Regions from separate parts of the Mus musculus genome. Here all the other regions are linked to region 3. The links are chromatin loops, found by intact Hi-C in ENCODE. Cell type or tissue: left cerebral cortex. All regions are shown on one strand. Region 1 holds the start of Spef2 (sperm flagellar 2). Region 2 has its middle 62 kb from the start of Gm19276. Region 3 overlaps Capsl (calcyphosine-like). Region 4 overlaps Dnajc21 (DnaJ heat shock protein family (Hsp40) member C21).

Region 1 (8,000 bases), 290 kb after region 3:
AAAGAACACACATGATATGCACTCACTGGTAAATGGGTATTAGCCCAGAAGCTCGAAATATCCAAGATACAATTTGCAAAACACATGAAACTCAAGAAGAAGGAAAAGCAATGTGTGGATACTTTGATCCTTCTTAGAAGGAGGAGCAAAATACCCATGGAAGGAGTTACAGAGACAAATTGTGGAGCAGAGACTGAAGGAATGACCATCCAGCCACTCATGTTTTTATTATAAAATTTATTCTTGTAAACAGCAATTCACAGAGAGCTAGACTTACAACTAGACAATATGCAGAGTGTGAGCCTTTGGAGCCCTTGGTCCTAAATGATGCATCTTTATTAGATTCCTCTCCTCTTCTTAAGTCTCAGGGATCGATGCTGAAATGAAGGTAGAAAGTTTGAAGAGCCAGAAATGGTGGGAAGACTCTAAGGGAGTAACATTTACCAGACACAAGAGGACTGAGGATCATATGAACATACAGAAACTGTGCCAGCATGCACAAGACCAGACAAAACCCTCAGCATGGATAAGGAAAAGTGGGCACCGATTTCACCCTTATCCAAGAAGCTGATTGTGACTGACAGCTCCTGGAACAGGGAAGCCAAGTCTTCTATTATGAAATGACACTGGTTATATCGATAACGAGCCAAAAGCCTCATGTTAAGTTATAGCTGGCCACACTAAAAAGATTCCATGATATGTGTATGCACATGTGTGTGAACTCACACCTGCATGCATTTTGTTTGTTTTGTTTTGTTTTAAGAAATAACATGAAGTAGGACTGGGAACGGATATGGGAGAAGTTGGGGAAGGGGAGAAAATATAATAAAAATAATTTTCATAATAAAAATTAAAATAAAAATATTAAAATTTAAAACATACTAATACATTTCCATACACCATAACAAAACTAATTCTTGTATCCCAGTTATCACTTTGGATAATACATTGCATTGTAGTTTAATACATCTCATTAAGTTATACAGCTAAGTATTATTTTCAGGGAAATGACTCAATTAAATATCTTATTGAAGCCCATTAGGTTTCATTGGCTAGATTGGAATCTTCCTCTACTAAATTATCAGCTGTCTAGGGATTCCCAAGCACACACACCTGTCCAAGTAGAAGATGACTATTATAGATTGAGATTATTGGAATACCCTTGCTCTGCTGTTGATAAGCAAGGTAGTTCAGGACCTAGCTTCCAAGTTAATCTAGACATCAATTGGCGTTTACTGTCTCTCCAATAAATAGAGATTATTTACTCTTATCAAGACATTTACATGGCCACGTCATCTTACTTCATTGTTCCACAACAAATGGACTGAATGGCTCTTAATCAAACATTAATGATCAATCCCACCTTTGCTGGGAGGCTAAATGGTTAAAGTTCAATACAAAACAAAACAAAGCAAAAAAGCCCTAAACAACCAACAAAACAACAACAACAACAACAACAAAACACCCAGCTGGATGATAACCCTTAAAAGTGAGTTTAAATAGATGCTTAAAAGGAAGATGAATTGGTTAATGGATATTAATATATAGACATACTTAATTGTAAACACTAATATAGAATGTAGTACCTAAAGCAAAAGTCAGAGACCTAGGCTCACATCTTAGCTTTATGCTCTATTAAGTGTGTATCTATGACTAATTTTCAGGCATTCTCATTATTATTTTTATTTGGAGATGTTAATTTTATGCTTGTTTTTAACACCAAATAAGAAAACTAGTGTAAAAGTCTATAATATACATATATGTGTTTAATGGACTATAATTATTAATTTTATGTTAATTAGATATTTTATGTATTATATTATGTAATTATATTATATATATTTATATAATTACATATTATAAATTATATGTTAATTTGAGAAAATAACTCTTCAAAGAGTCCATAAAATACTTTAATACAAAAGCATACCTGTTTAACTAGAGATTTTTTCTCTTATTTTTCATGAAGTTTGACTTCTACTTTTGAATTTCTTATTTTAATACTATGTAGAATTTTCCTTTTAAACTCTAAAAGCAACACAAGCTCAATCCAAATAATGAAAAATCATCAAATATATAAACATATATGTGTCTATCTATCTATCTATCTACCTATAATCTATCTATCTCTGTGTGTGTGTGTGTGTGTGTGTGTGTGTACGTACCTGATTCCCCAGGGTAACCAGCATTGACATACTTGGTTATATTTGGTTATATTTTTACATAGCTTCAACATGTTTGTATAAATCACAATATGAAGATTTACAGACATATTAACAATACAGTACATCACTGTATATGCATTTCTATTCTCTATACCTGTGAATATATCTGTATATGTATTTTATAGTTAATAAAACTATAATAATACTAGTTACAGAAAGCTACAATATTTTTACTCAAAAATACACAAAAAATTTACTGTATTCCATGGTATAAAAGAAGAAAGTTTGTGCAACTATTTCTATATTTTTAAGGCTGTTTGTATTCTTTCTGTTCCAGAATCAGCATAGCAAATATCCTTCTACGTTGATTCTTCCTAAGATGACTCAGATTTTCTCAGAAATGAGATTTTGCACTCACTATGTGCCCTTTAAGTACTATTTAATGTTTTACACATAGTAGCCATTTGACTTTGATACAATTCATGAAGTGTCATTAGAAATGCTGTTTTTAAGTACAGTGAGCTTTAGGCTACTGGTTACTAAGTGGTAAATAGGAAGTTTAAGGCCTGGCAGTATGCTCGCCAATCCCTTCTTCTTACACAGCTCTTATCAAGAAGGCACCAAATTATTTTCTTCAATTTACATTTTTTATATTATAAATTTTACAAATTATTGAAAATCTTCCATCATACCCACAGAACAGCTTATCTAATGAGATGATATCTACAAGAGTCAGTGTGTTCTATTAAGTACACAGGAATTCTATCTTGATCAAATATATTCCCTGTACTCTGGATAGCCCTTTACATGCACAATTTGACCACATCAGAGTCTGTGTACTTAGTCTTCTTGTAGCAATTGGGTTTCAGAAATGGTTGCCTTGCTAGTGTTTAAAATGAGATTATCATGGAGTGTCTCTGCTAACGAGTTCCAGATTTATCCTGCAGGAAAAGACAATCTGGGAATTTTCCATTCATAGCTTGTGGTGTTATAATTTTTATTTAAAATGTCTCCAAGCTTTTAATCTTCACAGAATGAAGTCATACTTTCTTCCCAAACCATATTTCTCAAACTTATTAGTATTAGAACAGCATGTAATGTTTTCATGTGTATGGTTAACTCTATTTGCTTGTCCCCAAAGTGTCTTACTCTGCAAGGGTCCTGTGGACTTGAGGAAATGGTGTGGATCTTATTATGAAATAAATGAACCAACTTAAGCTAAGAAATGTGTAACTGCTCCCTCAGAGTAGTGCAACCTTGGGTGTGATACTGCATTTTGGTGGACAGTACTGTGAGAGAGAAAGAGGAAATGATACATGATAAATACTGTCCTGAGTTTAGCATCCTATTTGAGCTGAGAAACTCTCAGAGAACCAAGGAGACAGGACAGGGAAAAAGAATCTATCATTGCTCAAAGCAGGGTGGAGAAGCCTTGGGATATAATAAGTCTAATGTTTATGCCTCACGTAATGCAACTTGGAATATTCCTCACTGAAGATCCTTAGATATCTCACACCTGCACAAATACTACTTACTGTCCTAGCAACTTCTATGGATGACCCAAGGGTGAACTGGCACCGCTGCTCCCATTGGTAGCAACTGGTAGAGAAGCAAGAGAACCTCTGGGAGGTCATGTTGAAATGATTCGTTTTGAAAGCATCTTGCCTGAAGGAAAATCCGTAGCAATTGAAAATGAGCTACCAATAAAGAAACAATAATTCCTCCCCCAGCGAGGAGAAGAGGAAGTGTCTGGTTGCCACTAAATCTGACTTGTTTGTAACTTCCTGGGCCATAAGAATTTAGAAACTTCATGTACAACTTTATGCCTCTGCTAAAATCAAGTAAGGTTAGCTTAGAAAAGGTACCTCAAATGGCCAAAGTTGATAAAGGATAAAGGAAGCTTAAAGTTCCTAAAACTGACAAATGTTAACAGATCTACAATTGTTGTTAAGCAGGGAGAGTGCAAGTGGATCTAATTTATACTGGAGGAAACACAGAAAAAAAGTTGTAACTGTTGAAAGCACTTCCTGCGTGGATTCGTCTTGCACATTTTGATGCGGATGTCATGAAAGCAAAGCAACAGTCAGACTACAGACAGGAACAACTTTTACTCCACACAGGAACAGACCAGTACCTAGAACTTAGCGTCCCTTAGTAATAGAGAGTAGATCAGAAAATCTGAGGGCTAAGACCACGTGATGAGGTCTAATGTCAGAGGCATGATGAAATAAGAAAGCCCCAGTGTGGCTAGGTAGCACTGAGGAGGGCAGGCCAGCACTGCCAGGCACTGCTAGACACTCTGGAGCTACTTTCTATCAGCACCCCCACCCCACCATCCCGTGCTTGCTTCAACTGCTTGCCCTTGGCTGAGTTCACTCACTCACGGTCCGGGACACCCTCAACTCCTGGTTGAGCCACTGGCACAGGATTTCCGACATAGCTCACTGGTGAATTTGACTGCTTGCAGGTGCTAGGAACTTTCCAGGAACTCAGTCAGCTGGACTGCGTCTTCCCGTCGCCCAGGGCAACCAGTTGCTAAGGAAGCTCTTTCAGGCTGGAGCTAGGTCGCCGGCTCAGAGAGGAGGAGGCCCCACTGCATAGCCGTAGTTATCAGAAATTGTTGTCTGCCCCCTACTGGCTTGTAAGACCTGAACCTGTGCTAGTGCAAAAAGAAGGCCTAAAGAGTGTGAGCAGCATTATGAACTAACCAGTACCCCTGAGCTCTTGACTCTAGCTGCATATGTATCAAAAGATGGCCTAGTCGGCCATCACTGGAAAGAGAGGCCCATTGGACACGCAGACTTTGTGTGCCCCCGTACAGGGGAACGCCAGGGCCAAAGGGGGGGAGTGGGTGGGTAGGGGAGTGGGGGTGGGTGGGTAAGGGGGACTTTTGGTATAGCATTGGAAATGTAAATGAGCTAAATACCTAATAAAAAATGGAAAAAAAAAATAAAATGTATTTTCCAAAAAAAAAAAAAAAAAAAAAAAAGAGTGTGAGCAGCAATTATAATAAGAGGTTTCTTAAAAAAAAAAAAAAGTCATTGCCAGATGAACTATAAACCTTGATTTCTCTTCTGTAAATAACCAAGGATAGACTATATAGAGTTATTTGAAATCATAAGCTGGTTTGAAAAGTGGTAATGTGCACTGAACTGTAATTTGTTCAATAAAAGCAATTCTCTAAATTATTCATTGTAATACTTTTATAATTTATTTTTTTTACTATCAATAAGGCCCAAGTTTCACAATGAGGTTTATGTGAGCCATCCTGTCTGGCTTTGATTTCACAAATTCTTTGCCCCGGAAATAATGACTTAATGTCTTTGAACCTCACCGTTCTTTCCTTTAGATGCAGACACAATGCTTGCTTTACAAGTTGAGGAAGTTAAATGAAAACTCACATACTCTGATGACTTGCTTCTGGTAGAAGACCAGCACATGCTTCAAAATTGCTTTTTTTCTTGTAAGGCAATGAGAGGGCTTGCATCTCATCCATGCTTCAAGTAGATCGGAGTTGCTTGTGTTACAGAAGGCAATTATTTCACATAGCTGGTTTGAATTTATTCATGAATGTCCATTTTCACATAGAGACTCATGCCAGTTTCTAAAGCTCAGTTGGCCTCTGAGCTTTCATTTCTTCACCTTCCCTCTTGACCACCCTCTAGTTTCCTCTTCTCTGCCTGTTTTAGAGTGACCTAGCTCAGTTGATATCTACTTTTGTAAATGCTTTCTGCCTTCAGGACCAAAATAACCACCAGGTTGAGTGTTCTCTTTAATTGTCCTGTGTGACATGCACAATTCCTAAAGTCCTACTATACCTCTTTACTTAAACACTAACATGAATTCCACTACTATGTATTTATCGATGGCTAGACTCCTCAATGAGCCAATAAAAAACCCTTAAAGGGAACTGTACATAATTGACTTGGGTAGAAAAATAAAAAGGCATTGAATGTAATAAGACAAAAATATGTATATATTCATAAGGAATATTTTTGCTTTATATATGTATCTGTGTGTGCACTAAGTGTATGTGTGTATTTGCATATAGAGTAAAGGATATTTCTTACCATTCTCCAATAGACAGTTACAAACTCATGGCTGCACAGACAACCTCAGTAAAAAAAATATGTGGGTTATAAAATCATAACACAAAGCTATAAATGTGAGGTAGGCAAACGTAGGGGAAGGTGGTGGTCAGAAATCAAAGAAAGTGTAGTGAGAGTATATATAATGAATATTGTGTGGAAGTGTGCATGCTTACACACATCAGCAAACAAATAAAATAAACTTTTAAAAGCAGTATAGCACATGATAAAGACACACTGAAAACTCTTTAAGCTCTAGCTTCAACTCAAACATATTTGTAAGCCACAAACGTTTACCGTAGCCCCAGGGAGTCAGTAACTTCCATACTTCTTTCTACTCTTGATAAGAGCTTTATTGTGATTTAAATATCACTGTGTATTAAGTTAACCAGCATTTCTGAACACTTATGACATGCTAATCTTGTTTAATCCTATTTCTTCTACTTTACAAAATCTTAGCAGTTTTTGCGTTGCAATTGAAATTAAATGATAGGCTTTCCCAGTAACTCTCTAATGAAGGTTGTCTGATTCATTGAATGTTTAATTCCACATTACCGCCCATTTAATTCCACCATGAGCAATACATTGCTGTGCAAAGTCCTAAATTTTTAATCACTAGTTGTATCAAATCCTGTTCTTTAACTAACATCATAATTCCTCCCCAAAGTTACTTCATTTAACAGTCGGTGACAGACTTTTCCTCTCAGGTCCAGTAGGCTCCGATGCTCCAGTAGAATCTGAATGGGCACATTTGTTCTCTATTTTGCAAGCCCAGAACTGTTGAAATTCTGTGGTGTGAATCAATGTGTGCCAAGAGGCCTTTTAACACACATCACTTATTTTATAATATATGAATTAAGTTATGCAATTTATTGTTCCTTTGTGCTATGGGCTGGGAGCAATCCCTCTGGACAAACATGGTAATCACAAAAGGATGTGTGAACATGGGAAATGGCTTTCCCCATGTTTTGCCTTTAGTTATGACCATAATGGAAATCAATGTGGAAGTTTTTCAAAAGCTAGAAATAGGTCTACTATAACAGCCAGCTATATCACTTCTGAGGATGCATCCAAGGGGCACTATGTACTACTATAAAGACACTTACCTGCCTATGTTCACTGGCACTGTATTTGAAATAGCTAGCAAATGGAAATAGCCTTAATGTCTACTAACTGAAGAAAATATAGTGAAAAGGAGTGATGCACACACGGGTATTTTGTTGAGCCATTAAGACAAATAAAATTATTATGAGTAAATAGATATAACTGGAAAAAATTAATGCTCCTTCATAGTGCCAGATGTGGAATATCTCCTTTCTAGTTCTTAGCCATGAGGGTGCCTCTTATAATCCCCCAAAATAATACATTTTATTGTAACTTCCCTTTGTTATTTGCTATAACTTCATAGTAAGACCCAACAGCTGAAGACATCATAGACTTGGGTCATAAGACAAAACAAACAAAAAGGAAAGAAAGAAAAAGAAAGCAAGCAACCTACAAGCTTGCTTCTGTGTGGCTTCCATAGTGAGGAAAGTACTCTGTAGGATTCTGGGATAGAAAAGTCATCAACAGCGTTATCCCACTGTGAACTGTGTGAGCTACAATGGTGGTCAGCCTTCATATATATGACTGCTATTGCAACAGTGCCATAGATGTTACGCAGGTAACCAACAACTTTCATGATGGACTAAGCCTGGCCAAGGGCCCATGGCTGAAGAGGTCATGGACAAGGGGAGAGTGTGTATTA
Region 2 (8,000 bases), 1.4 Mb after region 3:
TTGTTTTTTAACAAAAATCTCAATAGTTTGATTTTTGCCAAGTGTAGGGGTTTGAACATGCTTGGACCAGGCAATGGGACTATTAGGAGGTGTGGCATTGTTGGAGTGGGCGTGGCCTTGTTGGAGGGATTGTATCACTGTGGGGGTGAGCTTGGAGACCCTCCTCCTAACCGCCTGGAAGAGAGTCTTCTCCTGTCTGCCTTTGGATCAAGATATAGAACTCTCAGCTCCTCCACACCATGTTTGCCTGCATGCTGCCAAGCTTCCTGCTATGAGGATAATGAACTAAAACTCTAAAACTGTAAGCCAGCCCCAATAAAATGTAGTCCTTTATAAGAGTTGCCTTGGTCATGGTGTCCCTTCATAGCAATGGTAACCCTAACGAAGACACCAATGAAGACTTAGGAGCCAGGTGCTGGGGTGAAAGCCTGCTAGCTCACAACAGCAGAGAGAGCACCCTGCTGACCTTCCTCCTCAGCTGATGTCCCAGCAGGAATGGCCCTCTCTCCAAAACTTCCTTCAAACCGAGTGTCCCTCCCTTCTTCTTCCTATGCATCTCTCTGTCCTCCTGACTCCACCTTACTCTGTTTTGTTTTTCTTAATGATCCTATATTTAATCCCTGTCAACTGGTTGCTTGTTCCTTCTCTTGACTGGATCTCATGGAGGCATTTCCTCAACTGAGGTCTCTTCCTCTATGAAGATTCTAGCTTGTGTCAAATACACACACACACACACACACACACACACACACACACCAGCCAGTACATCCAGATAGGGTAGGTGGCTTGTTTGATAAATTATGGCCTTGTAGAGAAGGATCAGTTAATATGTTGGCCCAATAGGAAGACAGGGAATTGAATAAATAGGCCAGGACAACTCTCCTATCTCCTAATTCCCTGACTTCCTTCTTCTAAATTGCATGGGAAGGCAGAAATGATTGTGAAGGCGAACCTCAGTGCTCCACCTCCTCGGTCCTTGAGCTAGTCACATACAACCGGGAAGCAGAAGTGGTGGGAGAAGTGCCTAGATAGCAGTGCACCCGAGGCACTTGTCACACAGCTACACTCGCATAATTGACACCGCCAACGGCAAGTGATAAATGCACTGCAATAATAGCCAGAGACAACCGCTTTCTCTTGATTAACTGTCCTTTAAAAACTAATTTACGACTGAGCAAGAATATATGTAAATGTAAACATTTTTAGATCCACTAAAAATTTTATAAATGAATTTAATTTTACTCTTGGCAAAGACAGTACCACACATTTAGGGCTTTGATTGAATGTAAATGAAAAGCTCACCGTGATGATGTGAACAGAAGTAACGCCTCTTGTTTCTTCCTCTTTGAAGCACTGTTCTGTCACGATTCATTTTGAGTTTCATCGGGTTTTAGAGAAATGGGCTGTATCACATGAGCCAGATATTTACTGCTTGACATTGGTAATTGGTTGATTCCTAGCTTTTTTGCTAAGATCAAAAGCAAGCCACCGTGAAGTGCATTTCTATAGCACAGACTGTGTAGCTGTGTGAAGATGGACCGCTAACTGGCAATTCTCTGAAGTAACCTCGATTTAGACAGCAGTGTTCCTTGAGGCATGTTATCAAAAGCATTGCATAGGTGTTACTCAGATGCAATTGTAACTATAGTGGTGTTTTGGAAATCAGACCAACAGAAGATTTCTTTACTGATCAATTACATGTGATTTTTGTTATTGTTCATATGCTTTCCCCAGGTACTGCCTGCAGTAGGGTAGATGGATCTGCCCCACGATCCCACTTGGCATCCTTCCTGTTTCTGCTTGTGTGTTGTCTCTGTATTGGGCCCACTCTTTTCTCTAGCCCCTGCTTCCTTGTAACTTTAGCCGGCAGATCTCGAGCTGGACTCGGCTTCCTAGCCTACTAACTACCCAGTTTAGCTCCCATGTTTTCTCCACCCCATCTCTCTTTCCAGAGCCAGAAGGTTCAAGTCGTCATAGGAGACCTTGTCTTGGTGAAGCCAAATATATGAGGTGTGTGTGTGTGTGTGTGTGTGTGTGTGTGTGTGTGTGTGTGTGTGTGATTGAGTGTGCCTTGGTTTTCTCAGGTAGTCTGTGCATTGATTTGGACTCTGCTGACTGGAAGAGGATTTAATCATCTGACTCCCATCTTAAGAGTCTTGAATGGGTCCAAGCAACGGGCAGTTCTAGGATGGGCAAGTGTAATACCAAGGAAAGACTATATAAAGACATCTCAGAAGGCTTGCTATTACTTCTGTTCTACAGTAGTGGGAAAGAGCACTGGGTACTGGGCTAAATTCTGTCATTTACTTGTTGCCCTGATTTGTCTTTGATATTTTTTGTAGCTCTAAGGTTTCCTCATCCTCAGGATACAGACAACAGATTGAGTCTTTACTTAGAACAAGAATGCAAGAAACAGAATCCCCACTAGGAGAAATAGCTGAGGTAAAGAAGGGTTTTTCTCCTCATAGTCAGAAGCCTAGTGGTAGGCAGCTGCTGGCATATGCTGGAGCCAGCTGCTCATGGAATCTACTTGTCACATCATAGTGGCCTAATGTCCTTGGGGCTATAGACATCTTGGCCCTTGTAGAGTAGAAAGGAGGAAAGGTGGCTAAGGACCCAGGTTTATGCAAAATGCTTCCCAGAGGTGGAAGTGGATTTCTCCTGCTGTCCATTGGCAAAGATGGTATATGTGGCTATCTCTGGCTAGTAGGCTAGGCTAGGAGGTGTTCAAGTGATTCAGGTGTTCAGGGACGTCCAGAACAAAATCTAAGTTGAGAGGAACAAAGGAGGGATCAGGAATGTGGTGTAGTAGGATCCATGTACCACTATCATCCCTGAGTTGTGACTAGGGACCAGGAATCAGACTTCTCAGGCAAAAAGCTATCATGGAGGTTGTGGGGGGCAGAATACCTCATTAAACCTGGAGACTCCCGAGTGTTGGGAGCACAAACCTTGGTTCTACACAGCCACATTTCCACTGTATAGGTGGGCTGCGACCTGGAAGTACTCTGAGGGGAAGTAATTACATGTTTGTAGGCTGGGAAGATTCTGGGTGCTGTCCATGTTGGTCGTTTGCCTTGTCATGGGGGATTTGGTGCTAACTTATAAATTATTTCTCTGCTGGTGAAATGAGCCAATTCAAACCAGATTAGATGATATTAAATGTAGGTTTATTGGGAAGCTGCTCTCGGGTGAGTTCAGTGGCCCTAAGGACTGAGGCCAGGGAAGTCACCATGGGGAGAGAGAAGGGGTGGGGGGAGGGGGAAGAGAAAGAAAGGGTGTGACACAGAGAGAGAAGGAAAGGAGAAACAGAGTGAGGAGCTGGGCTGGAAAGTTCAGGGTTGGGGGACTGAGGGACACTGGGAGAACCTGGAGGCCAGGTCTGCTTTGATATGTAAAATATGCATATATATATACAGTATGTGAGCGTGTGCATGTATGCACGTGAATGCACACGTGTATATCTACGCATGGATGTGTGCATTGAGAGCAGGTGCCCATGAACAGGGTGTTGGATCCCCTGGAGCTGGACTTTCAGGCAGTTGTGAGCTGCCTGATGTGGATGTTAGGAGCTGAGCACAGACTCCCTGCAAGAACACTATATACTCTCATTCCTGAGCCATCTCTCAAGCCCTAAGTCAGGCTTTTAAATTGCATAAAACCACATCCAAGTTACCCCGTGGGGACTTGCATCAGGCAACAGGCTGTTCTGCGAGATTTTGTCCAGCACTGTGTCTCAGAGGACTCGTTAAAAGCTGGAGTAAAGCAGGCTTTAGTCATCCTGGCTGGCTTCCAGGGCCTGCCATTCACTGCCTGTAGAGGTTATGCCGAGCTCTGAACCATTTCCTGTGGCCTCTGGGACTCCAGTCAACAGACTGAAGTCCAAAGTCTTGTCTGCTGGGCATCACTTGTTTTTCTCTTTCTGTTTGGCAAATGGCCTCTGCATTTGCCCTTTCCTGCTGCAGCCTAGCTGGAAGTCGCTTTATTAACAGTTCCTTTGTAAGTTCACGGTGGTCTATGAATGAGTCTGAAACTTCTTGGAAAAGAAACAACCGTTGCCTCCAGAACCAGCTCCCAGAGGGACACATCCTGTCAGTCTCTCCCCAGGCACGTCCCACTGTGGGTTCCAGCTCTACCTCTCCATCTAGTACCACTGAAAACACCTCCACACTCCCTGTAAAACTTTGCTGACAAGGGACCAGGACCATTTTCCTTCTGAAAGCATAGAACTTGGTGCAGAGTATCGCATGAAGGAACAGTTTCCTAGGAGGCTCTTCTAGGATAGTTAGGAGAATCCTACACTGGCATCTTCAAAGCTATTTGCTATTAGCCTACTCATGAATGAGAATTCCTGACTCACTGAAGTTGGGTTGTGAGAAATAAGCCATTAGCTGGAGAGAGGAGGCAGGGAGCAGGAGTTAGAAAGATTTGCTGTGACAGAGATGCCACCAGTGTGTGGCTCTTCACTGTCCAAAAGGGTTGGTGGTCACTCTGACTGCTTCTCCTGAGAGCACCCAGAGCCAAGCAGCCTGCTCTGGGGACTGGCTCTCCATTTGTTTTCTCTGGTTATCCCAGTTCTCATCAGCAAGATCCTTTTCTCTGGGTGGAGGCCCTACCTTACGAGAGGAGCTGGCCTGGCTTGCTGCCCCTGGGACCAGGCTTGGCTAAAAGCAACCGTGCCTGTCAAATACCTATCTGCTATCGGCACGCCCTTCCATTGCCGTGAGGAAAATGAACTGGAACAAACTTTTCAAAGTTTATAGATTTTTCTTGGGGTTCTTCAGCCTCAGCAACTCCTCTTCCAAAGAAGCCATGAAGTAAAGAAAGGTCTTAACCCTACATATTCATCTCATCCTCTCTGTAGTTTGCAAAGTTTTTTTTTTTTTAAAAAAACATTGAATATCTAGGAGTCATTGCCACGGTAGTAAGGGAAGACCAGAGACTTAGCAAGCTCAGCCAAACCCCTTTCTACTTGGAGCTCTAGGTGCAGCTGGGGCTCTTGAGACCAGTTGGTTCACTTGGAATGAGGAGATAGCTCAGACAATAAAATGCTTGTGATTTAAACTGGAGAATCTGAGTTCTGATGTTCAGCATCCACTCTAAATAAAAGCTGGACACATATGCCTGTAATCTCAGTGCTGGGGAAGCAGGGACAGGTGGCTTCCTGGAGCTCACTGGCTACTCAGTCTAGCTAAATTGCTATGCTCCAGGTTCACAGGTTCCATTGTTGGGAGCCAACTCTTAGTAGAAAATGGCTATCATCTCTGCAGCCATCTTGAGCTATTTACTTACAGGTTGGTACTTTCCCACCCTAATGAGAGACTTGTTTTCCTAGCATGATGTTTTTGCAAGCAGCCCACCACAGCTAAACACACTCTGATAACATCCTGTTTTTCTCAGACACATCCTGGACTTGTGATTAAGTGTCTCCAGCTGCACTCCCCAGCTTGTACTTACACACCCATAGTTGCCTTTCAATAAATTAGACATACTGTCTTGTCTCCATTCTTTGTGTCTCTTGCCCCTCCATCCCCACTCTCTCCCTTGCAGACCCCATTGACTGACCCTCAGGCCAGGTCACTCCATCTCAAAAAGTACAGCAAAGAGCAATAGATGCTGGATTGTCAACTGTGCTGGTGGCTGCTTTCTGCTGTGGTGGGGTAGCTGACACAAGTTTAAACTGTTTCTGGGCCAGCGGTAAGACAGAATGCCATACTGGAAGACAATGGCAGAGCTAAGCACCTCACCTCCTGGCTTCCATGAGACAGAGAGAGACAAAGAAGGTTGGATAACAAGGCACAATGATATTCTCAAGCCTGCTGTCATCAGTTATCAGTTATGAGATCATCAATAGACTAGACTGTTTATAAAGTTAGTGTCTTAATTCACTTATCTTTCAATAGCTCGTCAGCTGAGGGCAAAATCTTCAATGAATAATCCTTTTAGGGGCCATTTCATTTTCAAACTTTGTCATCTTTTAACTTTCTCATATATGGGCATTAAAAAGAGCAGTTTTTAAAAGCTACTCCTTTTTAAATTGCCAATATCCGTTCAATAAAGTTGTAAAGTCTAAATAATTACATATACACACATTGAGCAAAAGAGAATCCTTCTATAGTAGGAACTTTTTAGAACATATAGTTATATTGTAAGACTTCCGAAGCTGGGCCTCTGCTCAAGTCCCGGGATGATCTGTCCAGCACCCCAGTGATCCGAGAGAAAACCACACCTGATGCAAACTGCAAGAGGTTTTATTATCAGCTAGCTGAAGTCCCTCTGCCATGCAGAGCAGGGGAGATTGACCCGAGTGGTGACCGTAGGGGGCTTTTAACAGCTAGCTGAGGAATTGGGAGGAGTTGGGAGGAGAGTTGGGAGGAGTTGGGAGAAGAGTTGGCTACAGCTCCTTTCTGGCGGGGGTGGGGGGGGCGGGGGGGGAGTGAGCTGCAGCCTCCTCTCTGGCATCTATCTCCATGTCCTTGTAGGTCTTCCTACAATTATTGCATCTCTGGCTGTAAGGCACAGAAACAAAAGGCTTTTTGCTGGCTATAGAGAACAAAGAGCTTCTTTCTGACTGCATTTTTAGAGATCAGGGAAAACAAGCTTGGGTAACGTCCAGGGGCTTTACCTTCTAGGGAGAAACACTCTAAATCGGGGTCTCACGATATGAGAGAAATTAAAATGGATTCACCATGCAATAAGGGAGAGAATGTCCCAACTAGACATTTGCTATCAGGTAAAATCTCCAATGCCAGGAATAGGCTATATCTCATTGAGTTCTTGGTCAGATATCATAGACGATTGCAAAGGCTATTAGTTACTCTCTATAACTCGAGGATAAGGCCCTATCCCAGATGACACAGTTTATTTATGTCATTGATAATGGAGAAATAAAACTGATGTACAACTAGGAGATTCATTTCTACTGGTTAGTATTCATAGTGCTGGAATGTACTTTGCACAGTACTGAGTGAACTAGGCAATTATCAATTTCACGCAGCTACATGTCCTGCAACCCATAACAGAGATTTGCCTTTTAAATATATGGGTGCAATGGTGACTCATGTTACAGGAGTAATCAACCACTTTTTGCTTGAATATAAGGCCCACTCCATGAGATGGAGCCTGTACCCTACACTGCTGAAGTGGCCAAGAACCTGAGATTACATAGGTCATGGCCCTAGAAGGAAAACTACTACTTTGTTCTCCTAGAGGAACATTTCAATAAAATAACTCATAATGACATATTGTTATGTACATAGATCAGTGTAACAACCCTCAACAGAGATGATGCTTCTTGCATTAGATGGTAATAACACAGAGAACCACAACTAGACAATGTATAGAGAATGAGAGAGTTTGGGATTCACAGCACTAAATGGGGCATCTTTATCAAACACCTTTCAAGGCTCAGGGATCTAAAAGACAAGGAACGAGACAGATTGTGAGAGCCAGAAGTGGTAGATGGCTCCAAGGAAACACAGCAGGAGTGATGCACAGATGAACTTAGAGAGGCTGTGATAGCAAGCAGGAGACCTGCACAGGTTCAAACCTCACAAATACCCTGCACAGAGAAGGTAGAGTGACCACAAGGTTCTACCACAAACCAAGAAGCTGTTTTCCACTGATGGCTGCCAGGAAAGGTTTTGTCTTGTCTTGACTTTCTCCTTTCTTTCTTTCTTTCTTTCTTTCTTTCTTTCTTTCTTTCTTTCTTTCTTTCTTTCAAAAGAGTGTCATTGTGTATACAACCACAATCCAGGGTGTGCCCCGTGACCAGAAGCAGTTGGCCAACATAAAACGAACCCCATTCTTCTTTTTTTTTCATTTTTTGTTCTGTTTTGGGGTATGCATGTGTGTGTGTGTGTGTGTGTGTGTGTGAGAGAGAGAGAGAGAGAGAGAGAGAGAGAGAGAGATGAAGTTGGGTGGATAGAGAATTGGGGGTGGTGATCTAGAATGAATCGGTAGAGATGGAAAAGAATATAATAAAAATGTATTTAAAATTT
Region 3 (8,000 bases):
AAACAAACCTGTACTGGAAATGGATATAAAGGCAACAAAAGTCGTGGTCACATTCCTCAGGGTGAAGTATGAGTGAACAGAGCTAGGAGAGGATCTGGAGAGAAAGCCAGCTTGCTTCTCCCCGACCTCCCCAGAATCGCTTAAAAGCCCTTCTGTCTTAACCAGTAGCCACCTGCTTTGTAGATTGCTTTCCTACTCTATTCTACTCTTACGGGGCAATGTTTTAAAGCTGCAGAACTATTACAGCAATACTAGGTCATTTGTTTTTGAAATAGTCTAATGTGATGGCATGGATGCTTAACAACTACAGAAATGCCCAAAATGGCACTTACAGGGCTGGGCTCATGAGACTGCCACCCAGTGGTTTTCTGGTAGTACACATTCCCTGTGTCTCAGGCACTAGGGACAAAGGAACATGGCAGAAACTAAATGACTGAGCCCATCACTGTGGTACACATCCCCACCAGTCAGGAGAGTAGACATTTCCCTCCTTGATGTATATTCCCTAGCCCTGCCCCTGCATGTCCTTTGCTGGGTCTTCTGTTATAAGTCTACCCTCTACCCTCTGCATCTTCACAGATTGACTCCTTTTTCTCAATTTTATTTGAGCAGACCAACACTTCTTCAGTTTCCTTGACCTCTAGTTAGGGAAACCAAGGGCACGTTTTCATTTTTGAGCACCCAAAAAGACACCTTTTTTTTTTTTGGAATTAGTAATAAACTGGACGTGGAAGAATTTGGTGTTTTGTGACATGTGGGAAAATATACTAGAGATTGCACTTCAGTGACTGTGTCTACTATTGTGTTTACAGGTTCTTTGCTATGTAGAGAGGGAGAGAAGGAGGAAGAGATGCCAAGGACCAGCCTTGGCTTGGAGAAGGATTCTGAGGAATTGGTGTCTGGGAACTGCGAAACAATTTGTGGGTCTAAGCTGGTGGCCTGTGCTCTGCTGGAGAAAGCTTTCCAGCTTGTTCTCTCTGTTCTACTTTCTCTGGAGATCTCTCGACAGCCCTCTAGGTTCTGCTTGAGACAGTTCTCCAAGCAGTTCTTTCTTGCTAATCTAAAAATTTTCTCTGCCAATAGCTCATCTCTTGCAGAACAGAAGCCAGCCTTTTATTTTACATATCAATCCAGGCATTTACTCCAGGTTCACCTTTGATTATCCTATGAATCAGCACCCTCTGACCCCAGGCTCTGTTGGAGACAGCGAGCACATTTTTATTTTAAAACATTGTAAAAGAATTCAGAGAGCTCCCTGCCTTTGTAAACTTTGCTGGGTGGGACCTTGTCCTGAAATTACCATTTCTACCACACCTGTGCCTAAGTTCCCTCTGTCCCAGGCTGACCTTGAACTCAAGAATTGGCCTGCATTTGTATCTGCCTGACTTTGTATCTTTCTGCCAAGCCAGTTCATAGTGTTGCTGCATCTGTTCCTTATACAATTTATATTGCATCCTAACATTTTTGCATAATTGAAAAATTATATATGTTTCAAATACTATATATATTAAGGGCTGTCCTGGAGGTCCGAGCTTTTACCATTTTGCTGAGACATTAGACACACCTTCATCTTCAGGACCCCTGCTATCTCTAAGTGCCATGAAGTCATTAACATTAACTGGGAGGACATTCCTTGGAGGACCCTGAAAATATGTACAACATATACAAACAAGCCTTATGCTCTTGGCAGTCACAGACACTTGTGGAGGCCCAAGTATATTGGCCGTGTCCCAGGGGCAGGAGCCATGTCATTCTGTCTTCACCCAAGGCCATGGGGACCCACAGAGGGAGGGAGAAGGAAGGAAGGAGGGAGGGAGGAAGGAGAGAGGAGGGAGGGAAGAAGGAGGGAGGGAGGAGGGAAGAGGGAGGGATAATTCAGTTTGCAGCCACCAGGTAGTACTAAGACAACCCAATGGAGTGGAGAAGTGCAGGTGGGGCCTTATTGAATCTTTATTCCCTACAGGTAAGCCTAAACAGAACCTTTAAGAAGAAAGGAAGAAAGGAAGGAAGAAAGGAAGGAAGGAAGGAAGGAAGGAAGGAAGGAAGGAAGGAAGATTAATGCAGAATAGACTTGATAAACTTGTGTGTGAAGTTTGGAGAAGGAAGACTAATAAGAATCATGAACTTTAAATAAAAGAAAAAAATCTGAGGTTATAGGAAAGGACACATGTTTGCTTTCTTGAGCAGGAAAATAGTAAAGATAAAAGGAAGACACATTTGTCTCTGTCTCTTTTATCTATCTATCTATCTATCTATCTATCTATCTATCTATCTATCTATCTATCTATCTATTATCCATTCATCTATTCATTTGTCCATCTATCTTTCTGTATGTTTAAAAAATTCCTTATGACACATATCATTCTTTTCTCTTTTCACGTGATAGTCAAAATAAATTTATCTTTATTGTAAAAAAAAAAAAAAAAGAAAGAAAGAAAAGAAAACAAGAAAAAGACATGCTCTCAGAAGCAGATCCCTGCAATTGCAACTTTCCACATCTCATCCGACAAGAACGCTGGAAATCCTGGCTGAGAACTCTGTCAGGGGCAGCAGCCAACTGTACAAAAGAGCGATGGAGTGAGCAAGCCAGCTTGGCCCCAGTGCACCAGTCTCCTTTGTGGCTGGCTACTCCACTCAGCCTCTGTTCCAGATCTCCCAGTCACTGCCTTCTGCTGCTCTGTGGATATCCCCTTCACTTGCCATTGTGTGTGTAGCTGGGCGAGGGTAGGGAGAGGTAGAGGCAATCAACAGCTTTGTAACCCTAGTCTTCCCTTCCCCTCAAACTCCCAGTTCAGTCACTTGCCATTTTAAATGAATTCATCACTGTCCAAAGGGTCCAGCTGTCATATTGGATGCACCAGGCTCCACTTGGTCGCACACCTTATCTTCTGTACCTTCTCTTCAATTCACCCACAGGGTTCTCTACATCACTGTTCTTTCCTTTTTGTAAGCACTGTAGTCCACCTTCATCCCTTAGTCTCATCCTAAGCTCCTTTGAATTGGAAGTCAGTTACCTGGCTGGTTTTATACTTTCCCCATCTCTCCTTCCAACACTTCCTTTCAGTCTCCACCAGCCTTCCATGGTTTGGTTCAGCAGTTCAGACCACTTGCTGCCCTTCCAGAAGACCCTAGGTCAGATCTCAACACTCATGTCAGGCAGCTCAAACCTACCCACAACCAGATTCAGAGCGTCCAGCTCTCTCCTGTCCTCCTTGTGTACCCTTACACATGTGACATACATGTCCATGGACACATACAAAGGGAATGAAAATAAAGATTGGTCCACTTATGTTATTTACTCTTCTGCTTTGTCCAAAGCATGTGGTACAGCAATCGTCTAAAATATATGGTGCTCTGCCTTGTCAGAGTCTCATAGCTCTAGCCTTGATAACTTTTACCTTCTATTATGAGTAAAATGTAGGCATTGTGACACCTCAGAAAGTCCGTGTGCTGGGCTGTGATATCTGCGTCCTTGGATAGCTCGGTCATGGAACTAGAGGGGGATTCCAGGCCATCTGTGTCCTCCGTTGCCCCACACCTAGCAAACTGGTTAGAGGTAATGAATCTCTCAGACATCCATAGAAGACATGGACAGAACTGTGCCTCTGATGAGAGAACTGTACATATGCTGAGCCAACACATGGTGGTGCTGTGGTCACATGCGTCAGAAAGGACTCCTTTGTAGGCCAAGTCCAACCTGACATATGTTGTGCTCAAAGGGTCTTTTGGATTCAGAAACACTTTAGTGTGGGGTGTGATGTCAGTGACATCATGATATTGTATCCAGAGGCTGCATGTGCCATTGAAACCTCAGATCTCTTGAGTGTGTATTTCTTTATCAGAAATAGGACTCTATCCTGCCTTTCTTTCAAACCCCAGGTCCTGAAAACTTTTTTTGTCCTGTTCTGCTTTAATATTAGGCCTCAGAATTCAAATTAAGAGCGTGGTTCTTTCAGGTACCCCTCTTTCCTCCTGGCCTGAGATGGTACATTGAAAAGAGGACATAACGTAGTAAATATTGGTTGTTTGTCGATGAGTTGAGGGACCAAATTATGGAGAAGGATGGTTAATATGGGCATTTCAAACACCATGCTTGGCTATAATTTCCCCCCTGAATTTATCAAGTCATATTCAGAGATATCAGCTTACATCATCCCTGGTAGAATTGGCCTCAGAAGGCAGAAGTAGGCAGAGTCCCAATTCCCAGTATCTGCTCTTCCCAAACTCTGTTTTTATTTTGCATAAGAAAGTGCCAGAAAAATTCACTTACATGCTGATACACATGGTGGAAGAGAAAGAGTTCTGCTAAGACTCAAAAGTCCAATGTCTGCTGTTTGAGGCCACTTGCAGGAAAGTTATTTTACCAATCTATACTTTGGTTCCTGTTCCTAATGTGCACCCACCTTTCATGCATCAATAGCACTTTTGAGTAGGATCTCTGAGATAAAAATTAAAGTTAAAGGAAGTCTACAGGTGGGATCTCCATATTGACTATAGTATGGCTTGACAAAAGAGCAAAGGGTCCTGGAGCTAGCATGCTCCTGCTGTGGTATGTGATGCCTGCTGTGTCCCTCATCAGATGCTGAGCAGATCCTGGTGCTGTGTGTTCTCTGGTCCATATTGTCATAAGCAGTGAATAGTGGAGACTTTGGGGGGTAAGCTCATATTCACCATGAATAGGTTTAAAGGACTCCTTTGTAGGCCAAGTCCAACCTGACATATGTTGTGCTCAAAGGGTCTTTTGGATTCAGAAACACTTTAGTGTGGGGTGTGATGTCAGTGACATCATGATATTGTCAGAAATCAGGTCTCTAGGATTTTGGTCTTGGGCTTTTTCCACTGAAGTAAGAGCTGTGCGAACTAAGTCTGGACTGCCCAGGTTACCTTCTTCTATATCTGAATATTTATTACACAAACAAAAACAAATGGAGAAAGGTGTGAGTGTGTGTGTGTGTGTGTGTGTGTGTGTGTGTGTGTGTGAGAGAGAGAGAGAGAGAGAGAGAGAGAGAGAGAGAGATGGAGACAGAGACAGAGACAGAGAGGGGGAGAGAATTGGTTTATCAATTTTCTTATAAACCTTGTTAGGTATTGAGGCTATTAACCTCCTAAAGGGAATATATGAGTTACTGCTAAGCATCAGTAGCATTCATATTGAGAAACACAATGAAAACAAAAGCAACAGAGGTTAGCATTTAATCCAAGTTGGAGAATTTTAAATGTTGAGTCAAAGGCATATGGAGCATTATAAATAAAAATAATATAGAGCACACACAATTTGTTCAAACAAGTGAATGCTGAGAAATTTACTATTAAATAATGGTTCAGGCGGGCAGTGGTGGCGCACACCTTTAATCCCAGCACTTGGGAGGCAGAGGCAGACGGATTTCTGAGTTCGAGGCCAGCCTGTTCTACAAAGTGAGTTCCAGGACAGCCAGGGCTACACAGAGAAACCCTGTCTCAAAAAAAAAAAAAAAAAGTTTCAGGATAAATGGCTTCTGGCACTTCCATGTGTACCCACCTTCTGATTTGTTTCAACTTAGCATCCTTAGCAGCTTCTGAACTCTTTCTTATGTCCCTTTACCTGACACCTTTCCCTTCTCTATAAGGACCTGTTTGTATGGTGGGAAGGAAGGCTTTGGAAGAATCAAAGCATATTGGGAAATGGCTGTGTGCTTACTTATTGTCCACAGTGAAGGAAGTGGGTGTCTTTGTAACTTGATAAATTGCAAATATACCAGGAGCACAATTGGGATAGTCAAAAATGCCAAATTCTGGGAAGGTTGAGACTGGACCCTGGAGGGGAGTGAACAGAAAGCTGTAAGTTTCCTTTTGTCAACTGCCCAGCCAGAGGTAGGCAGTAGGGTGTAAACTCCATTAACATGCTGTGGATTCTCCCACCAGATGGCAGGGACAGCGCGCCATGACCGGGAGATGGCAATCCAATCCAAGAAAAAGCTCTCCACAGCTACTGATCCTATTGAAAGACTTCGGTTGCAGTGCCTGGCCAGAGGTTCTGCAGGCATCAAAGGACTTGGCAGGTAAGATGGTGTCTTGTTATTTATTTCTATTGCAATAACAAAACATGACCAAGGCAACTTATGCAAGAAAACATTTAGTTTGGGACTCATGGTTCTAGAGGCTTAGAGTCAATGATCACCATGGCAAGGAACATGGCAGCAGGCAAGCAGGCATGGCACTCGGGTAGTAGCTGAGAATTTGCACATTGATCCACAAACAGAAAAGAGGGAAGGAGAGAGAGAGGGAGGGAGGGAGGGAGGGAGAGAGAGAGAGAGAGAGAGAGAGAGAGAGAGAGAACTGGTTGGGTATGTCCACCAACTGGGGACCAAAGATTCAAAGGTTTGTGTTTAAGGGAGCCATTCTCTTTCAAAAACCCACAGTTGGAGGTGCAAGGAAAGGAAGTGGAAAGAAATGGCTGGGAAACTCTTGCACTGATGTTGTGCTATTGGCCAAATCATTTCCTTGTAAGGCCCCTGGTTCTCATCTATGAAATGCATTGTTTGAGAAAGCCAATATCCGAGTCCTCATGAAATGTCTGATGCTTAACCCCAAATTCGCAAAGCATGTGTCTTTTGCAAGGGAGGATGCTCCTGGAGCAATGTGGGGTAAGGAAACCACCAGTTAGAGTGAGTGCCTGGAAGGACATGGAGAAAGGCCCTCCCCTGAGCTGCAGCAGAGGAAGGAGGTGGATCAGTGATTAAAGAATTTGGGAAGCAGGCATGGTGGCTTCCCAGCACTTGGGAGGCGGAGGTTTGATCAACAGCAGTCCAGCGTCTTTTTCTGGCTATATAATGAGTTAAGCCCAGCAGTCTCGGCTACATGAGATCGCCTCTAAGAGTTTGCTCCCAGCTAGGCTGTCTTGTCTTACTTGTTTCTGTAACTGCTCATGGGATAACTTGAGTGTTCATTCCTGGTAGCATTCTGTGGGCCAGGTGATTCTTCCTATATTCTCTGATATTTGATAGTGGGAATAGACGTGAGGACTGAAAATCCCAAGGAGAAAGGACACTGTGAGCCTCCTAAGGATGGATCTTGTGTGCATTTAACAAATTATATTGAATATCCAACATAAGCACAGCCTTGGACATCATGGGTGGACAAGCTTCTGTAGGCTGCACAGGGGGACAGACCAAGAGAGTAAACATCTTCTAGATGTGCCTTTCAGTGGTCCAAGTGGTGGGGAACTTTGCTATTAAGGTCTCACCCCCCCATGACTGGGCGGCTTTCAGAGCTCATTGCAAAATGGGAGATTCCTCTTCTCAGAGGGGCTTCCCTGTCTTTGCCTATCTGTGTGTCCCTGAATACAGGTGGTTGGCCTTGACTGGCTTTGTATAAAAAGTGACCTTATCAGAGCTCCCTGAAAGGCTGCATAACTCAGCACACATGGCTCCCCTGGCTACCTTCCTACATGATAATTAGGTGCTGAACTATAACCAATCAGCCCTTCCTGCTCCTTTGATGACAGGAACAATTAGCTCCTTCCACTCATCTCCCTAAGAAAGCCCTTATATACCCTATACATTCCTAAACAATAAAGTAGACCCCTGTCACCACAGCAGTCTGCAGACGTCATTCTATCTATACTCAAGGCTGCCGGAACCCTGATTTCCCTGCCCCCTTTCTCACTTCAGCGGTGGTGGTGGTGGTCTTTCCTCACTAGCTGCCTCAGTGTTCTGGGCTCCAGGATGAAAGACATACATATGCAGCTTTATATTTTAATATGCCTTAAATAGCTCAATGGTTGGCCTACTCCACAATCTCCAAGTGGCTAACACCCTCTCCACTCCAATATTCTTGAATTTTTACTTACTAAAACTTATATTCCATCTTGGCTGCCCTGGACCCAGGCCTGCAGCCCCCCTGCAACAGGATCCCCAACTCTTACATGTTGGCAGTCTCTCTGTCCTACACTTCTCAGGTCTGGCTTTTCTCATTTCCCAGCATGGTAGGAAATCCTCCTTCCTCTCAGTCCCCTTGTCCAG
Region 4 (8,000 bases), 1.0 Mb after region 3:
TTATCATTTCTATAGAGGAAGGCTACCGATGTGTCTGAGTTATATCCAGCCACTCTACTGGAGTTGTTTATCAGCTCTAGAAGTCTCTGGTACAATTTCTGGGATTGCCTTGTGTATACTATCATATCATCTGCAAATAGTGATACCTTGACTTATTCTTTGCCAATCCCCTGATCTCTTTTTGTTGTCTTATTGCTCTAGCCAGAACTTCACACACACTATTGAATAGATATGGGGAACAACCCAGATGTCCCACAATGGAAAAATGGATATAGAAAATGTGGTTCATTTACACAATGGAATACTATTCAACTATTAAGAACAAGGACATCATGAGTTTTGCAGGCAAATGGACAGGACTAGAAAATACGATCCTGAGTGAGGTAACTCTAACCCAAAAGGACATGTACTCACTAATAGGTGGATATTAGCCAAAAAAGTACAGAATACCTAGGATACAATCCACAGAACTCAAGGTTAACAAGCAGAAGGGCTCAAGTGAGGATGCTTCAATCTCACTTGGGAAGAAGAAAACAATCAAGGGAGGCAGAAAGAGGGTGGGAGAGGAAAGAGGAGGTGGAAAAGGGAACAAGATTGGGCATCAGGGGGGAGGGGACAGGAGAGAAGCCCAGAGAGCTAGCAGAATGAATGGAAATATGCAAACTCAGGAGGTAAGAAGTGGGGAGACCATCTAGAAAGTACCAGAGACCTGAAAGGTGAGACACTCTCAAAATTCAAAGGGAGGGTCCTTAGATGAAACCCCCAACAGTGCAGAGAGGGAACTTGTAGAGTCCACGTCTCATAGAAAGACAGGGCATCAAGTGGAGGTATAGGGTTGCCATTCCACAGTCAGAAATTCTGACCCAGAATTGTTCCTGTCAAAAGAACTGCAGGGACAAAAATGGAGGAAAGGCAGTTCAATAACCAACCAACCCAACTTGGGATCCATCTTAAGGGGAAACTCCAAGGCCTGACACTATTGCTGATGCTATGGTGTGCTTACAGACAGGAGCCTAGCATGGCTACTATCCTCTGAGAGGCAGGCCCAATAAGCAGCTGACTGAGACAGATGCAGATACTTAGACCCAACCAATGGACTGTAGTCAGGCTGAAATAGAGAAAAGCTGGAAAAAACTGAGGAGGGCTACCCCAAAGGAAGACCAGCAGTCTCGATTAACCTGGACTCCTGAGATCTCTGACACTGAGTCACCAACCAGGCAGCAAACGTGAGCTGGTCTAACGCCCCTGACACATATACAGCAGAGGACTGCCTGGTCTGGCCTTAGTGGGAGAAGATGCACCTAACCTTCAGGAGACTTGAGGACCCAGGGAGTGAGGAAGTTTGGTGGGGAGGGGGGCATCCTCTTGCAGACGGGGGGGGGGGGGGGGGGGGGGGGAAGAATGGGACAATGAACTGTGGGAGGGCGGGGAGCAAGACTAGACTGTAAAAAAGTAAAATTTTAAAAAAGAAAAAGAGCGGGCATAGTGGCACACACCTTTAATTCCAGCACTTGGGAGGCAGAGGCAGGCGGATTTCTGAGTTTGAGGTCAGCCTGGTCTACAAAGTGAGTTTCAGGATAGCCAGGACTACAAAGAGAAACCCTGTCTCGAAAAACCAAAAAAAAAAAAAAAAAAAAAAAAAAGAAAAAAAAAGAAAAAGAAAAAAAGAAAGAAAAAGAAAAATCTGGACTTTTAAAAAGTACTCATGTGTCTCAGACATAGCCCACAACATTAGACTCCTACTCTTCTCACCAGTTAAATGAAGAGAATTCCATTAGTAAAATTTCCACTTAAGGAATATTTTCTGAAGACCAAGCAAAGTCTTGTATGTAAAAGGACTTCATAAATTATAGAAATGTAATTAAATTAGATCATTTCACATTTATACAGTGCTGTATACTTTTCAAAGTACATACTACTTGACTCATTAATAAACCATTTATACTCAAACCATTTTGGAAAAAAAGATGTCATCTGAGTTACTTGTCAGAAAATCTACAGTTTATAAATAAGTAGAAGTAGGAACTCTATTCAGATCAGTGTTGTGGGTGGAAGAGCTAGTAATCATGAGAAAATCGGGATTACTGGTCAGCAGTTCTCTGTATCCCAGGCTGTCCTGGAGCTCACTCTGTAGACCAGGCTGGCCTCGAACTCAGAAATCCGCCTGCCTCTGCCTCCCAAGTGCTGGGATTAAAGGCGTGTGCCACCACGCCCGGCCTGGTCAGCAGTTCTCAAAGGCCTCAACCTAACGTGTTAAACACATACACACTCAGTGTCTGCACTCTGACAATGTAGGTAAAGCACCTTCCGGAAGCCCTAAGTGGGAGGAATGGCACATATGACACACTCACTCCTATGCAACAACTACTGTCTTTTTTTTTTTTTAAGATTTATTTATTATACATAAGTACACTGTAGCTGACTTCAGTCGTACCAAAAGAGGGCATCAGATCTCATTACGGGTGGTGGTGAGCCACCATGTGGGTGCTGGGATTTGAACTCAGGACCTTCAGAAGAGCAGTCAGTGCTCTTACCCACTGAGCCATCTTGCCAGCCCCCAACAACTACTGTCTTAAAAGAGATATTAAGGTGTGCAGGACATGGCGGTGCACGCCTCTAATCCCAGGACTCCAGAGGCAGAAACAGGCAGATCCCTGAGTCTGAGGCCAACTGGTCTGAGGACCTAGTTCCAGGACAGCCAGGGCTATACAAGAAAAACCTATCTGGAAAAACAAACAGCAAACAAAATGCTTAACAAAATGTTCTTTGATTGCCCATTAGAACTCCCAATTTCTAGTTCAGTCTAGAAAACAGGACTGTGGCCATGTACGGTGAAGTACAAGTCAGATGCTCTCTGGATTTTCATCTCCTCTTCTGTTCTCTAGTTTCTTACTCTTGAGCCACACTGCGGGCATCTAAGTACACACAGTAAGATTTATTGTCCAAATTTACTTAATCTAGCAAGAAACATTACCATCCAATCCGTTTCTGGGCTCCTGATCCTCCACTTCGTTTTCATCTGATCCATCTCCAAACTCCTTCTCGTACCTTGCTTCCATCTCCTGGAGCTCCTTCTCCAAATTGGCCATGGTCATCCAGCTCTGCTCTCTGTACTGCTCTGCCAGCCTAGACACACAGCAGAGTCTCAATCCCACTGGAAAGCACAGCTCTAAAACCAACCCTATTGAGAACGCCCCTGATGCTGCCAATGGGAGGAAACCAATCACCCATCCTCAGCTACAACTGGTGCAAAGTCACTGGCACTGAGTTGGTTTTAACTGTTCTAAGTAATAGAACTTGAAATACAACTTTCAGCAGCTTTGACTGCAAAGTCTTCAGGTGACTTTAAGTGTTAAGTACCAAGAGCAGTACAAGATACTGCATAGTAGCTATAGCAGGGCTCTGCAGGTTGGTAGATGGCTCAGCAGGAAAAAAACTTGCTATCAGGCCTGAGAATCTGAAGCCCACATCTGAAGGAAAGAACTGGTCCATGGAAGCTGCCCTCTCCACACAAGTATCCCACACATACAAAATGATGGTTTGTTTTGGTTTGTTTTGGTTTGTTTTGGTTTGGTTTTTTGAGACAGGGTTTCTCTGCGTAGCCCTGGCTGTCCTGAAACTCGCTCTGTAGACCAAGCTGGCCTCGAACTTAGAAATCCACCTGCTTCTGCCTCCCAAGTGCTGGGATCAAAGGCGTGCGCCACCACACCCGGCAAAATATTTTTTTTTAAAGAGCAGGGCTCTGTGTTAAAGTTCTTAAACTCCATTCCTAGGTGCGGTGCGACCTGCCTGCTACAGGCCTCATTTCCTTATAAGAGAAAGCAGAAAAGCATGTGAACAGACGTCCACCAGAGTAAGAACTCCATCAGCACCGGCTGCTAACACACTGCAGTAGAGGATCAAGGATAAAGGCTCTGAAGGAAGGATGCATACAGAACCTCGATGTTACATGTAGGTAGAGAAACAAGGCTAGAATTCACAGATTTTTAAAAAGAAAAACTATAAGCCAGGATAATAACCAAACTTAACATGGAAGCTTCGTGCTGGCTCCCTTTGGACACACTCTACCATGCTGGCCACCCTACTGACATCCACACAGACCCACATCAGCAGAGAGGAGCTAGTTCCAGATTGCATACTTGGCTTGCTTCAGCTTCTGCTGCCTCCTCATCTCCTCTGCCTTCCTCGCCTTCTCTGCGTTCTGCTCCTCCACAAGCTTCCGATGGGCCTGCACTCTCTTATCTCGTTTACGAATGAAGGCTACCAGCTGGCGCACCAGTTCATTTTTCTCTTTCCTTGCTCTGTCTCGAATTTTTTTGTTTTCTTTTTCCATGGCTCGTTTTTCCCAGCGGTTCGAGGCTTGCCGGGTATCATACTCTTCCTTCCAGGAAAAATTCTTTTGTGTGCAGAAACTCTGCCAGTGAGCGTAGAAAGGGTGGACCACCTAGTGTCAAAGAAAAAAAGGCAGAAAATATTAAGGAATAAAATATCTTCTAGCTTTCTTTTCATGTATCTAAGATTCCTTCTGTTGTGTGTTTCTTTAGCTTTTGCAGTGCTGGGAATTGAACCCAGGGCCTCTGTGAATGTTCTACCACTAAAGCACAACTCTAGACCCTCAGACACTAACGTCAATCACTGGACAAGAAGGCAGTTAGTTCTCTTAAAGACACTCATTCTCCTAGGCAGATTCAGAAAAGAAAAATAGTCTCGCTGGCTAGAAAGACTGTAGAAAGAGACTACTACAACCACAGAGAGAACAAGTCAAGAGTCAGTACAAGCTCCGGCAAAAATGAGGGTGAAACCCAGCTCAGGAGACAAAAGATGGTTTCTTGTACATCTAGAAAACCCCAGGAGAGAGCCCGGGAGAGTGAGATGCAAGGTAGTTTTTCTTTCACCGTGTCATAGTCGCTCTGGGAGTCGCCGAAGGTTGGAAAATCCTCAACATCTCCCTCTGACATACACTCCAGTTCTTCTTTTGCAATCAGCTCAAAGACAACACGATACACTGCATAGAACCCCTAAAACAAAATAAAGCCAAGCCAGAAACTCAGTGAACCACAGAAAACAGGCTTTAGTGCTGAGGCAGTACAAGGGCCAGCTCTCACTACCTCGAGTGCCCTTCACCCACACGTGCCCACAGCTTAAACAGACGTGCATTCACTTTGTATACAATTTTAGGACAGCCCCACATTTGAGTTGTACTTAACCACTTGAGGAGAAAGTAGAAGTTTTCCTATCTTACCCTTTCATCGTCCCCATAACCAGAATAACAGGTAACCGTGAAATAATGAAGCAGATCTAAGCTGTCATCTTGATATTCCCCATCGAGCCCTCCTTTAAGTAAGGCCTCTCGGTGGTTATCGTACCTAAAAAATTCAGAAGTGAAAGGGACTCAATTAAATGCAATTATATAAAATGTCACACTGGACCTGTCTTCCTCAATCAGCTGACACAACAGTGCAGTATGTCTCACACATGCAACTCATAGCCTCAAGGTTTTAAAGAAAGCTGACAATTTAAAAACCAGGAAGTCTTTCAGGAACTGGAGATTAAAATCATGCCTGCAATTTCTCATACCATATATAATAGTAGCCCCTATCAACTAGGAAATCTAGACTTCCTCAACAGGAAGCTGAAATCCATAGGAAAGAGAACTACTAAGTGGTACAGTATTGAACATAATATCGTCCATAAAGATGGAATTTACCATCAGTTACCGGAAAAACTTATTTGTATTTATATAAACTACAGCTAGGAGACACACCCACACCGACACTACAATTTGTTCTTCATAAAAAGTCTGTAATAGTATTTATTATCATCCTTGCTTGATAATACTGGTTGCTCATCATCATAGAGTCTGTAAGAAGCAAGACCAGAATTCAAAGTCAGGTCACTCCTACTTCAAAGGATGGGCTCCTCACCTCAAAATGGTAACAAGTACCAGGCAACAGGGAAACAAGCAGGCGGGAGCTTTAAGGGGAAATGAGACAATCTAAGACTGAGAGGAGGACTAAGTAAAAAGAAGCCACATGGGATACCAACACTGTAAAGGAAGGAAAATGGTTTTGTTTGGTTTTTGGAGAGAGGATCTCCCTATATAGCCCAAGGTGGCTTGAAACTCCCCCTAGGTAGCCCAGGTGACTCTTGAGGACAGGGGCCACATGCAAAGACAAGAGGCACATCTGGCTTTAGTTCACAATTTCAAAATGCTTGGTCAGAGAAAAGTTTAAGCTCTTCTAGGAGGTTTAAGAGAATTCGTATACAACTTGCTTTTAAACCTTTCTCTTTTGAGAATCAGTAAGCTGTCCAGAGTCTAAGCAGATGACTTTCAGGGCAGAACCTTGTTAGGAGCAGCATTTTTCACTATTAAGTCTGAGTCCAAAACCTATTCATCTGCAACAGGACCTAGACGCCGAAAATTCAGAACCTCAAACATACAGATTCTTGTTACAAAATTAAACTGTATTAGGAGCTCATCTTTGTTAAAAGGACCTATTTGCACAGTAGAATTTATTCAAGTGCTCTATAGAAATGTATAATTCTTACATTAAAATAATTAAAACAAGAATTACTACAAAACCCAAACTTCCTTCCTATGTTACAATGAACTCTTCATACATACACTAAAGGAACCCGCTCAGCGAGAGAGAAAGCACTTGCAGCATCTAAGTTAGAGCTGTGTAACAGCAGCAGACTTGCTTCATGGATAACAGCAGACAGTTGGAATAATCATCCTAGTTCCTTCCTGCCCACATACTGCACTTTACATAACCAAGAGGTGACAGATGTTTCAGGGCACTCCCAACCACTCAGTGTGGTAAACTGTTAAGAAACCAATGACCTCACATTGACCATGCCTACTAACAAATTAAACACGGATAAAAGTGGCAACATAATACTTACCACGCTCTTTCCTGAGGGTCACTTAAGACGTCATATGCAGCTTGGATTAATTTAAACTGCTCAGCTGCTTCTGCGGCATTGTCCAGATTTTTATCTGTTAAAGTCACAGAAATTTAGTCATGAAAAAAGTAGATGCATAGGCCATCAAAATGGCTAAGTGGGGAAGAGCGCTTGTTCCCAAGCCTGAACTCAATTCTGGAACCCATATGGCAGGGTGATAAACTGGATCTTGTAAGCTGTTCTCCCTCTGGCCTACACATGATCTCCATGTACCCTCCATGGCATACCTGTACAAATGCCATATACCCACATGTACACAGGTGTGTGTGTGTGTGTGTGTGTGTGTGTTGGATCTCAGAATTCAAGACCAGCTTAGTCTAACTAGTTCCAGGCTAGTAAAGGCTACATAGTTAAACCCTGTATCAATATGTGTATCAAAATATATATAAATTTTAAATAGTAGGGGCTGCTAACAGGGTACAATAAAGGATAAAGATGCTGCCCATCAAGCTAGACGGCCTGAGTTCAATCACTGAGACCCACATGGTAGGAAAGAAAGAACCCACTCCTACCACTTGTCCTCTCACCTCCACATATGCACCTTTTTGTGTGCACATGCTAATTATTCTTTCCTTGGTCATGCTTCCTTAACTGCAAATCACAAAAGCAACTTGGCCTGCAAATGGCAACAGCAGTGATCTCTTCTTCCTTCTTGTTGAAGTCCCTCATCAGCAGTGCTGGTCTGACCAACAGCAGGCGCAGAAGGAAAGCAAGGTGTGCTAAGAGATGGGACTGGACTGGACAGCAGCCTCCATTCTGGGCTCTTGCTGTCTCCAGAAATACTCATGTGACAGTGTAAAGAACTCAGATAGCTTCAAGGAATGAAGTTCAAGGGATGAAGAACAGAGGGTAGGAGGAACAAATGGTAGGAGCCACCGAATGCCCGTGAGTCTGGAAGCAGGTCCTCCCAACAGTGGTGAGATAGCCTCAGCAGAAGCTATAAGCTAAGCCACTCCCACATTTATGTTTCAGAACCCTGGGTGTCTGTCTGCATAACGAACTGATACACACTAGTTTTTCTGTTTGCTGTTTTA

The links. A loop is a pair of places that touch in the nucleus more often than their neighbours do. Peaks named below come from ENCODE experiments on the same cell type or tissue, not always from the same donor. Only the 100,000 strongest peaks of a DNase experiment are listed, where the experiment ranks them.
Region 1: a loop joins it to region 3, with 6 times the contacts of the local background. A loop is called at or near these places in 15 of 42 quality-filtered maps.
Region 2: a loop joins it to region 3, with 4 times the contacts of the local background. A loop is called at or near these places in 4 of 42 quality-filtered maps.
Region 4: it touches region 3 in a loop (4-fold over the local background); 2 of 42 quality-filtered maps call a loop at or near these places.

What each region holds. Positions count from the first base shown.
Region 1 is chr15:9,744,167-9,752,166 of GRCm38, forward strand. It overlaps Spef2 (sperm flagellar 2), which reads right to left and starts at 4,702. Exons shown (of 37, transcript NM_001305042.1): 1 at 4,546-4,702. The coding sequence starts at 4,603. In left cerebral cortex, a CTCF peak has its summit at 4,799 (motif pointing left); DNase peaks (open chromatin) are centred at 3,246, 4,426 and 4,722; H3K4me3 peaks cover 412 bases.
Region 2 is chr15:10,886,677-10,894,676 of GRCm38, forward strand. No RefSeq gene overlaps it. Among named protein-coding and RNA genes, the nearest start is that of Gm19276, 62 kb to the left of the region's middle. In left cerebral cortex, no CTCF peak of the experiment used is centred here; a DNase peak (open chromatin) is centred at 3,789.
Region 3 is chr15:9,451,796-9,459,795 of GRCm38, forward strand. It overlaps Capsl (calcyphosine-like), which reads left to right. Exons shown (of 5, transcript NM_029341.1): 2 at 5,902-6,038. The coding sequence starts at 5,902. Among named protein-coding and RNA genes, the nearest start is that of Capsl, 20 kb to the left of the region's middle. In left cerebral cortex, CTCF peaks have their summits at 370 (motif pointing left) and 3,632; a DNase peak (open chromatin) is centred at 3,640.
Region 4 is chr15:10,456,981-10,464,980 of GRCm38, forward strand. It overlaps Dnajc21 (DnaJ heat shock protein family (Hsp40) member C21), which reads right to left. Exons shown (of 12, transcript NM_030046.2): 2 at 6,907-7,000; 3 at 5,243-5,366; 4 at 4,896-5,018; 5 at 4,140-4,444; 6 at 2,975-3,126. Among named protein-coding and RNA genes, the nearest start is that of Dnajc21, 9.5 kb to the right of the region's middle. In left cerebral cortex, no CTCF peak of the experiment used is centred here; DNase peaks (open chromatin) are centred at 4,209 and 6,797; H3K27ac peaks cover 2,485 bases.